2 separate regions of the Mus musculus genome follow, and region 1 is linked to region 2. A link is a loop called in an ENCODE intact Hi-C map of the cell type or tissue named here. Cell type or tissue: gastrocnemius. All regions are shown on one strand. Links, peaks and the distances in the headings refer to the core of each region. The heading gives the core; the rest is flanking DNA. Region 1 has its middle 25 kb from the start of St3gal5. Region 2 overlaps 9130221F21Rik (RIKEN cDNA 9130221F21 gene).

What was found. Hi-C counts contacts between places; a loop is a spot of excess contacts. Peaks named below come from ENCODE experiments on the same cell type or tissue, not always from the same donor. Only the 100,000 strongest peaks of a DNase experiment are listed, where the experiment ranks them.
Region 1: a loop joins it to region 2, with 2.1 times the contacts of the local background. A loop is called at or near these places in 1 of 42 quality-filtered maps.

The regions. Positions count from the first base shown.
Region 1 is chr6:72,070,738-72,075,130 of GRCm38, forward strand. It overlaps the pseudogene Gm8952. Among named protein-coding and RNA genes, the nearest start is that of St3gal5, 25 kb to the right of the region's middle. In gastrocnemius, for the core only: no CTCF peak of the experiment used is centred there; no DNase peak of the experiment used is centred there.
Region 2 is chr6:72,016,325-72,020,717 of GRCm38, forward strand. It overlaps 9130221F21Rik (RIKEN cDNA 9130221F21 gene), which reads right to left. Exons shown (of 3, transcript NR_046180.1): 2 at 1,169-1,585. Among named protein-coding and RNA genes, the nearest start is that of 9130221F21Rik, 24 kb to the right of the region's middle. In gastrocnemius, for the core only: a CTCF peak has its summit at 1,860 (motif pointing right); no DNase peak of the experiment used is centred there; H3K27ac peaks cover 245 bases.

The DNA.
Region 1 (4,393 bases), core at 185-4,184, 54 kb after region 2:
TTCAACCTGATTAAAAAGCCAGAGAAAAGCCTGGATGAGGCAGGTCATGAAATTCAGCATTGTAGGGCACTGACTGAGGCAGAGGAGAGAGGGAGAATTTGTTGAGAGTCACAAGTCTATTGTGACTCTCATGGTACTGTGATAGAAGGCCACAGCCCAAGTAATTTCCAAATAATGGAAAGATTTTAAATAAATAAATAAATAAATATTATTGACTTCTAGTTCAGGAAGTGGGGAAGTTTAGAACTAAGGTACTAGCAACTAGTGAGGGCCTCTTGCTACATCATAACACGGTGGATGGTGGATAGAAATCAGAAATGCTAGAGAAGGAAGGGAAAAGGAGAAAGAGAGAAGAGGAGGTGGAGGGAAAGATAAATGAAGAGTTAGAGGGTTCAGATCCATTCAGGTGGTAATGTTAATCCCATTCTCTGACACCTCTTAAACTACCTCCCCATTCCTTAGACCACACTGTGCAACTGAGGCTGGCCTGGAGCTGCTGCGATCATAATCATGTGTCACCACAAAGGACCCATCTATTAATGCTCTTGCAGTAATTAAGTTTCATTGTGAGTGTTTTGAATGAGCAAACTGTCCAACCATAGCAAGGGGCAAGCCAGCTCTGTCCATGCTAGAGACAAGCCAGGTTTGTCCAACCATAGCTAGAGGCAAGCCAGATCTGTGAAACCATAGCTAGTGGCAGGCCCGGTCTGTCCAGTGTTATGCAAAGAAAGCAGTAGCATCCAACAGGTCACACAGCACCCTATGCTATGCTTGTTTATGACACATGAGGCCCTTTCTGAAGCTTGGGTCATAGAAACTACTGCAGGAGCCAGTACAGGAAAGAGTTTCGTAGTAAGGCTATGAATGTGACCTTTATACCTATTAGCCACTGGGGAAAAATACAGCTCACAACTTTCCCAAAGCCTTGCTTCTTTGAGGTTATCGTGGAGGAAGGATGTCCTCACTGGAAAGGCAGGTGAGGTCATCCAAGGTTCACTGTCCTCAGAGACACCCTCCGTGCCAGGACATTACAAACTCTGAGAGCCGGGGGGCTGGGGGGGGGGAAGAAGGGGGTAGGTGGCTTCCTCTGGCTTTTACATCAGCTGAGCTGAGCTGCAATCCTGACACCAGCTATTCCTAGCAAAAGCAGGTTCGCAGGTTGAGGACACAGCCCCCCCAAAGACTACCATTGCTTCTAATGTGAGTTTATAATCTTAGGGGTTCCCAAACTGCTACTCATCTGCCTAAAAAAAAATCAGGGTTTCTCCTTACCCCCTTTTCTTTGATAATTTTCTTTTGATACTCTCAGGACAAACAAAACAAAGCAGCCACCACACATTATAGATGTGATTTCAATGGGGTTTAAAATGGTTTGTTTTTATTTGTGTGTCATTTGGTGTTCCTATGACTGTATGCCATGTTTGTGTGGCTTCCCAGAGAGGCCAAAAGAAGGTTTTGGATTTCTCTGGGGTTGGAACTATAGGTGGTTGTCAGGAACCTGATGTGCGTACTGGGAACTGAACTAAAGTCCTGTGGAAGAGCCACAAACACTCTTCCCATGGTTACAGTTTTACTGTAAAGAACTTGTAAGAGTGAGTCACAAGAAGAGGCCTTTAGAGCAGTGGTTCTCAACCTGTGGGTCATGACTCTCTCATGGGGATCATATATCCTGCATATCAGACATTTACATTACGATTCACAACAGTAGCAGGACTACAGTTATGAAGTAGCAATAAAAATAATTTTATAGTTGGGAGTGGGTCACCACAACATGAAGAACTATATTAAAAGGTCACGCCCTTTAATGATGTTACATTTCTGTTGTTGTGTTTTTTTTCCTTTGTCATTTTAATGGAAGCACTGGTAATCACTCTTTTTAAACCTTTAAAAACACCAAAGTTTAATATCTAAGTCAATTTGGGGGTGAGAGGGGAGAAACACTATCAGGACCGTCTCTCCAGAACAAAACAATGATGTTCATTCCTCCACATGTCCAAATTAAAGGTCTACTGAAACCAAAATGAAAACCCAACCCCACACAGAGGAAAAAAGGATACTAAAATCACATTTTAGGGGGTCAGTACATTCCACAGTCTTTGCTGGGCTGTCTAATTGTCCTTCAGCTGACTTTAAAAAATTAACATCCTAACTCATCAAAATATACATTTTCCCCATTGGCTTTTTAAAATTAAAAATAATAATTAAAAAACACTTGAAGGAATTCATGAGCAGTTGCCTGGCTCATTTGATGGCATATACGGCATGTGGAGGTCAGGAAGGAGGCTTGCAACACACATTCAGGGGATGCTCATCTTTAAGGCTGACCTTTCTTCCAAACAGTGTAAAATACCCTCAATTCCAAGTATGAAGGGACACAGACAATCTCTCTTAAGAATTCTACAGGATGATACAGGTGCCCCAGCTGTTCGTCATAGAGCGACAGGGCTTCAGTCAAGTTGACACAGTTCCCCTGTGTGAAGTATTTTCCATTCTGTTTCAGAACCTTCATTGACAGGTGGAGAATCAGTCTGAGGAAGTCCCGTGTGGAATCTTCTGGAGATGCAAAGATAGGGACAGCTATCTGTCAAATCACTAATCACATAATCAAACTCTCTCCCTTCTTTGGCGTACCTCTTCAGTACTGGGTTGCAGTCTTCTATAAGACCCTGATAGCAGTCTCCTTTAAGATTGCCTAAGACATCTCCATATGTTCTCTGCATGTATTTCTTACACCCATCAGTGACCATTTGGTCAATCTCTACCATAGTGACCCTCTTTGGTTTCAGTTTGACAATTTCACATAATATGCCTCCATCCCACCTCCCAAAATCCATATATCTTTGCCAGTGTAGTCTTCTTTACCATTGCCCATGATGGCCCGGGTATATGCCAAGTCACTCTCTGCCAAATTAACATCCCCGCTGAGAACGCGAATATTCCCAAACTGCTTTGAGTGTAGAATTTTAATGTTCTGATAGGGTGAATCTTCATCATACACCACTTCATCTATGTCATACTCAACCAGGCGCCCATCAGCAGTAAGCCAGTATCTGCCAATGGCCCCTCCTCAAACTATGGGTGGTAATTGCTTCACCTGCCCAGTACTGTCTTGACTCAATTCTTTAATTTTTTTCTTCTATTTTGTTTAAAAGGCTGTCAGTTTCTTGTTTGCCTTGCACATCACTGTTGTAACTCTGAAGGTCCAGCAACACCAATCCATGTGGACAAATTCTCAAATTGGCAAAGCTGCCATTCTTGTTTGTGTACGTTGCTAAATATCCATGGTCCTGCCAAGTGTGCACTGACTCTGTCATCCCCTGCTCCTGAAAAGTGGACTGAAGGCCTTGCAGAATGGTCTCACCATCAGCTTTGGCGCCGAGCATGAAGTCGAGCATGCTGTGTCTTGCTGTTGCCATAGAGTGGGGGGCCCTGTGCCATGCCTGGGGAGGCAACCTGGGGAGACTGAGGGACCACAGCATGTCATGCTGTGGGTCAGCAGGGGATGGGGGAGCTGTTGTTGTGTTTTTGCTAGGAAGCCTCACCTAAGAGGATATTCTGATCTGACTGCTACTCTACCACACACCCCAGATTGTCTAACGAGAGTGCCCTAGTTGGTTTGTTGCTGGATGTTTTGAGCATCTAATTTGGTATTTATTATCTATCTCCTCTCTCTCTCTCTCTCTCTCTCTCTCTCTCTCTCTCTCTCTTCTTATCTCTTCTATTTGTTCTTTTACTTTGGCTTTCTTTATGGTTAATAAACTCATCCACGCAAAACTGAAAATACGGTTATTTAGATCATTATCCAGCCCATACACAACAGTCACCGACAGTCACCTTGTTCGTATAAACTTGGGAGTGACCCACGGCCCACCATGACTACTATAGACATCCCTACCACTTAGGGAATTCCAAGGGTTTAGAAGTTATGCCCCAGGAGTCTAAGACGAAAAACAAATTCTTTTTTTATGTATACAACATCCCATAGACTGGGCCAGAAAAAGGACTGCCGTTCCCTTGGCTTCAGTCTGTATCCATGGTCTTGACATGCTGTAATTTTAGTCACTGCTCAGAATGCTTAGGGGGCTGCATTGAGAGTCTGCTAGGAGTAACATGGCCAAGCACTCATGACAGCTCTGACATAGGGAGCAGATGAAAAAGGGACAGTCAGAACATGCACATACTGCACCCACGATGCCAGGTCTAGGGGGTTATATCTTTTTTTTATTACATTTTTTTATTTGGGAAGGGCACATGTATACCACAGTGCACATGTGGAGGTCAGAGGACAATCTTCAGGGTCAGCTCTTTCCTTCACCATGCGGGTAAGTGCTTTTACCCAGTGGGCCAGCCTGGACTATTTCTTATGGGAAGTAAAATCATAGTTCAGAGTAAT
Region 2 (4,393 bases), core at 242-4,241:
CTTGCTCAGCAAACATTTCACCCACTGAGACATCTCCCTAGTCCCTGGAATAGTCCTTAAGAGTTATTATGCAAATGTATATTTAGAGGGGTTTTTTTCCCCAGATCATAGTGTAACCCTATTGTAAAAGAAAAGAAAAAACAACTTAAAAAAAAAGATGGGGCTGTCTTGTTCAGTTAAAGATGCTCACTGCCCACGTCTGACACCCTAAGAAGGAACCTCAGAACCCATATGGTGGAAAGATCAGATCCCACAAGTTGTCTTCTACCTTACTCTCTCTCTCCCTCCCCTCTCACTTTCTCTCTCTCTAATACACATACTAAATAAATAAAAGAGGAGAAGAAGAAGAAGAAGAAGAAGAAGAAGAAGAAGAAGAGGAGGAGGAGGAGGAGGAGGAGGAGGAGGAGGAGGAGGAGGAGGAGGAGGAGGAAGAGGGGAGCATTCAAAACCAGGTAAAGGTGCTTGCCACCCAAATTTGACAACCTCAGTTTGATCCCCAGAACACCCACAAAAAGGTGGAAGGAAAGAATGGACTCTGCTTATTGGGAGCCAGTTGCTGCTTCTCTGAAGCAGAGAGAAAAAAAGAGAGAGAAGAAAAGTCTGTCTGCCAGGCAGAGTCAAGGCAGGTCAGGGCCTGCTGGCAGATTTTCCCACCTTCTGGGGCATGGAGAATAAAAGAGGTGCACTTGAGGCTCAAGGTGAGGGGCGAGGGGCTTAAGATTTTATTGACTTGGTGGAAGGAACAGGGAATTTTTTTTGTGTGTAAACAAATGTCTTGTGTATATTTCAACAAGTTGTTTCTGTTAGCTTGTGGCTTTGCTTCCCATGGTACTCTAGTATAAGAAGGCAATGAGAAATACACTCGCTGCTGGCTTGGTATTGACCTGCAGCCCTCCTGTATCTGTGTCTTGCATCCTTTTTCTAGCTCTTCTTTAATCATCTTCACACTTCCATCAGAGGACTGACTTCGTTCTGGCTAGACTGGTACATCTGATATCCACACTGGTGCCATCTCTCTCTCTCTCTCTCTCTCTCTCTCTCTCTCTCTCTCTCTCTCTCTCTCTCTCTCACTGTCTCTCTCTCTCTCTCTCTCTCTCTCTCTCTCTCTCTCTCTCTCACACACACACACACACACACACTTTTAAAAAGAAAATGAAATAATACTTACCATCTTCCCAGCATAATCACATATATTCTACAGTGTAGAGGAACCAATTTGAATGCTAACTTGGCAAGTCCTCTGTGGGATCCCATGGCTCCACCTCACTCTTATGATGGACAGGCTGACAGAAAGATGGTCTGATTTGGATACCAACATCTTCTCCCTTCATAAGTGCCAGAGCAGAGCTACTATCATCTGTGCTCAGGTATTCCAGGTGCCGGGCACTTCAGCATCCAGAGTCCCTCAGTGACAAGCCAAGTCATTCCTCGGGCTAGAATGTGATTGTACTCACAAGGTTTCTATTGCTGAAATGAAGATGGGGTAGCTTTGTAAAGAAAAGAGGTTTACTTAGCTTGTGTTTGGGGAGGCTAGACATAAAGCAGACTCGCTCAGGCTCTGGAGAGGCATCTGTGGCTGGGTCACCTGGAGAATAAGAGTCTGTGTGAGAGGGGCAAACATCTCTATATAGGAAGCCATGGAGAGACTGGTGGCCCAGGTACAGACATTTATGACAACTTGGTTTCACAAAAAGTCACCCCACTGTTCCCTTCTGAGTCAAAACGCCCAGTGACCCTCCCACTGGGTCCCGCCTCCCACCTCATCCCACCTCTTTTCTTTTTAAAAATGTCATGTGTATGGATGTTTCTTCCGACATGTAGGTCTGTGCCCCATATGTATGCCTGGTGCCTGTGGAGGCCAGAAGATGGCATCAGGTCGCCTCTAGAAGTGATGTTGGCTTTAATGAGAGCTAGCCAATCTCTGCAGTTGCACCCGTGCCACGTTAGTTATGCAAAATTTCTGATGACATCTCTGGTCAGAGGACAGAAACAGAGGCTAGGCTGTGCCTCTCAGTAGCTAAGAGGACCAGAATAAGTTTTAAATCTTTTACTTATTGGTTTATTTTAAACCTCCATGGACGTTATTTTGTTTTCTCCCCTATCTGAAAATGGAAACAGCAACTGCAGTAACAGCATCTTGAGGGTTGTTTGGAATTTTGCAGATGGTTTACAAAAGGATGGTTCAAAACACAAGCCCATCTTCATTTAATTTATTTTTTCCCATCCCTCGTCTTTTCACTCTGTAGACCAGGCTGACCTCGAGTGGGAGATGAGCATGCCTCTGCCTCTGCCTCTCTGCCTCTGCCTCTGCCTCTGCCTCTGCCTCTGCCTCTGCCTCTGCCTCTGCCTCTGCCTCTGCCTCTGCCTCTGCCTCTGCCTCTGCCTCTGCCTCTGCCTCTGCCTCTGCCTCTGCCTCTGCCTCTGCCTCTGCCTCTGCCTCTGCCTCTGCCTCTGCCTCTGCCTCTGCCTCTGCCTCTGCCTCTGCCTCTGCCTCTGCCTCTGCCTCTGCCTCTGCCTCTGAATGCACCAAGGCACTTGGAGCTTTGTGCTTTGAGCCTGTGATGAGGCATATCGCGGTAAGAGTTCATGGTTGAACATACAAGACAAGATGAACAGAGAGCCAGGGTACACTATTCCTAAAGGCATGCACACCACACCCAGCTCAACATTAGTCCATCTTCATTCATGATACCTGCAATAAACCTTGCCCCTTCCCTTCCCTTCTAATTTCTATTCATTTTTCAAAGATGAAGTCAAATTCCTTGCTAAGCAATTGTGGCCCTTTTAGTCCTGACACAGGAGAAAGAAAACAGAATCCAGACTGAATTGAAACAGCCTGGGAATTTTTATTGCCCCAGGAGAATGTGTGGGCAATGTTAGCTACCACAGCAGCTCCTAATGCCCAAGTAGTCCTTTCTGAGAGAACTTCTGCTGTTTTAAGGAACATCTCCCCCAAAACACCGAGGAAGGACTCTGGATCTCCCTGTGGCCAGTAGGTATCCAACCTAACAACTGAAAAGTGAGAAACTCCACCTCAGAGAAGTGGGAAACTGGTTAAAGGCTTGAAATGTGTCTCACGCAAGAAGCTATGTCAGTCCCAGCCAATATAAGTGGGAGCCCAGAACCTCTCCAATCCTTATTAAAGTTCACTTAGAAATCACCTTTTTAATAAAAGCTTCACACATCTCCGGCCCATGTCCTGCTCTGCTTGACATAAATATTTCCTAAGTGAGCATGATATGGCCACACAGCTCTCACCTACACACCAAGGCTGTTAGGCTCTTTTTGCTTCTCATATAGATGGTGAGGTGCTTGGGATGCCGTGCTAGAGAAAGTTTATTGGTGACAGTTTGCTGATCAGTCATATCCATGAGGAGTGTCATTTCCTGGAACAGGATAATTCTCTTCCCTGATCCTAACAATCCAATATTGGGACCTGATGTCCTTGAATATTATCTATGTAGGTTTAGTCATTGGGATCCTTGGAATCTGATGTATTATCTATGTAGGATTAGCTGTGACCCAACTATAGATGCCATTCAGACTCAAACAAAAGTTTGATGAATCATAGAAGGGCCTTCCTTCCTTCCTTCCTTCCTTCCTTCCTAGGTTCCAAAGATAATCCCAACAGCAACAAGGAATAAAAGAAAGACATTTTGGCCTAGCAGAGCAAGACCAGGTTACAAGCAGACTAGTAAAGTTGAACAAAGAACCATCAAAAGGATCTGCAGAGATAGTTCAGTGGTTAGGACTACTTGCTACTGATGCAGAGGGCCCAGGTTTGAATCTTGTCATCTACATAATGGCTCACAACTGTCCTAACTCCAGTCCAGTGACTCCAGTCTCAGGGAATCTGATGCCTTCTCTGACCTCCACAATTTCTAGACACTCACATGCTGCACAGACATACAAGCAGGCAAAACACTCATACACATACATAAATAAAATGATCAAAAGATTTAGAAGAGATGAGGCACACTCGGGGTGATATGGCCATTTGCCAGGGAAGCAAGGCTAAGAGTGGGCAGCTTTGAGGAGAGGTCCTCAGGTCCTGAGGGAACATGGCTCAAGAGCAAGCAGCAAGGCCAGGTGTACCAGGGCCTGCAGACATGTAAAGACTGAAAATAACAGGTATGGCTAGGGTATGCAAAAGCAGACTCCTCCCAGAGTGTCAAAATGATTCATATTGGTGACAGACTTTCCTAAAGGCAATTTTACAAAAATATGCCACATTTAAAAATATCCCTACATATGAGCAAACATTTTCTGAGAACAGTTTTAGAACCAAGGAAGGAAGGAAGGAGAGAAAGAGGGAGGGAAGGAGGGAGGGAGGGAGGGAGGAAGGAAGGAAGGAAGGAAGGAAGGAAGGAAGGAAGGAAGGAAGGCCCTCTTG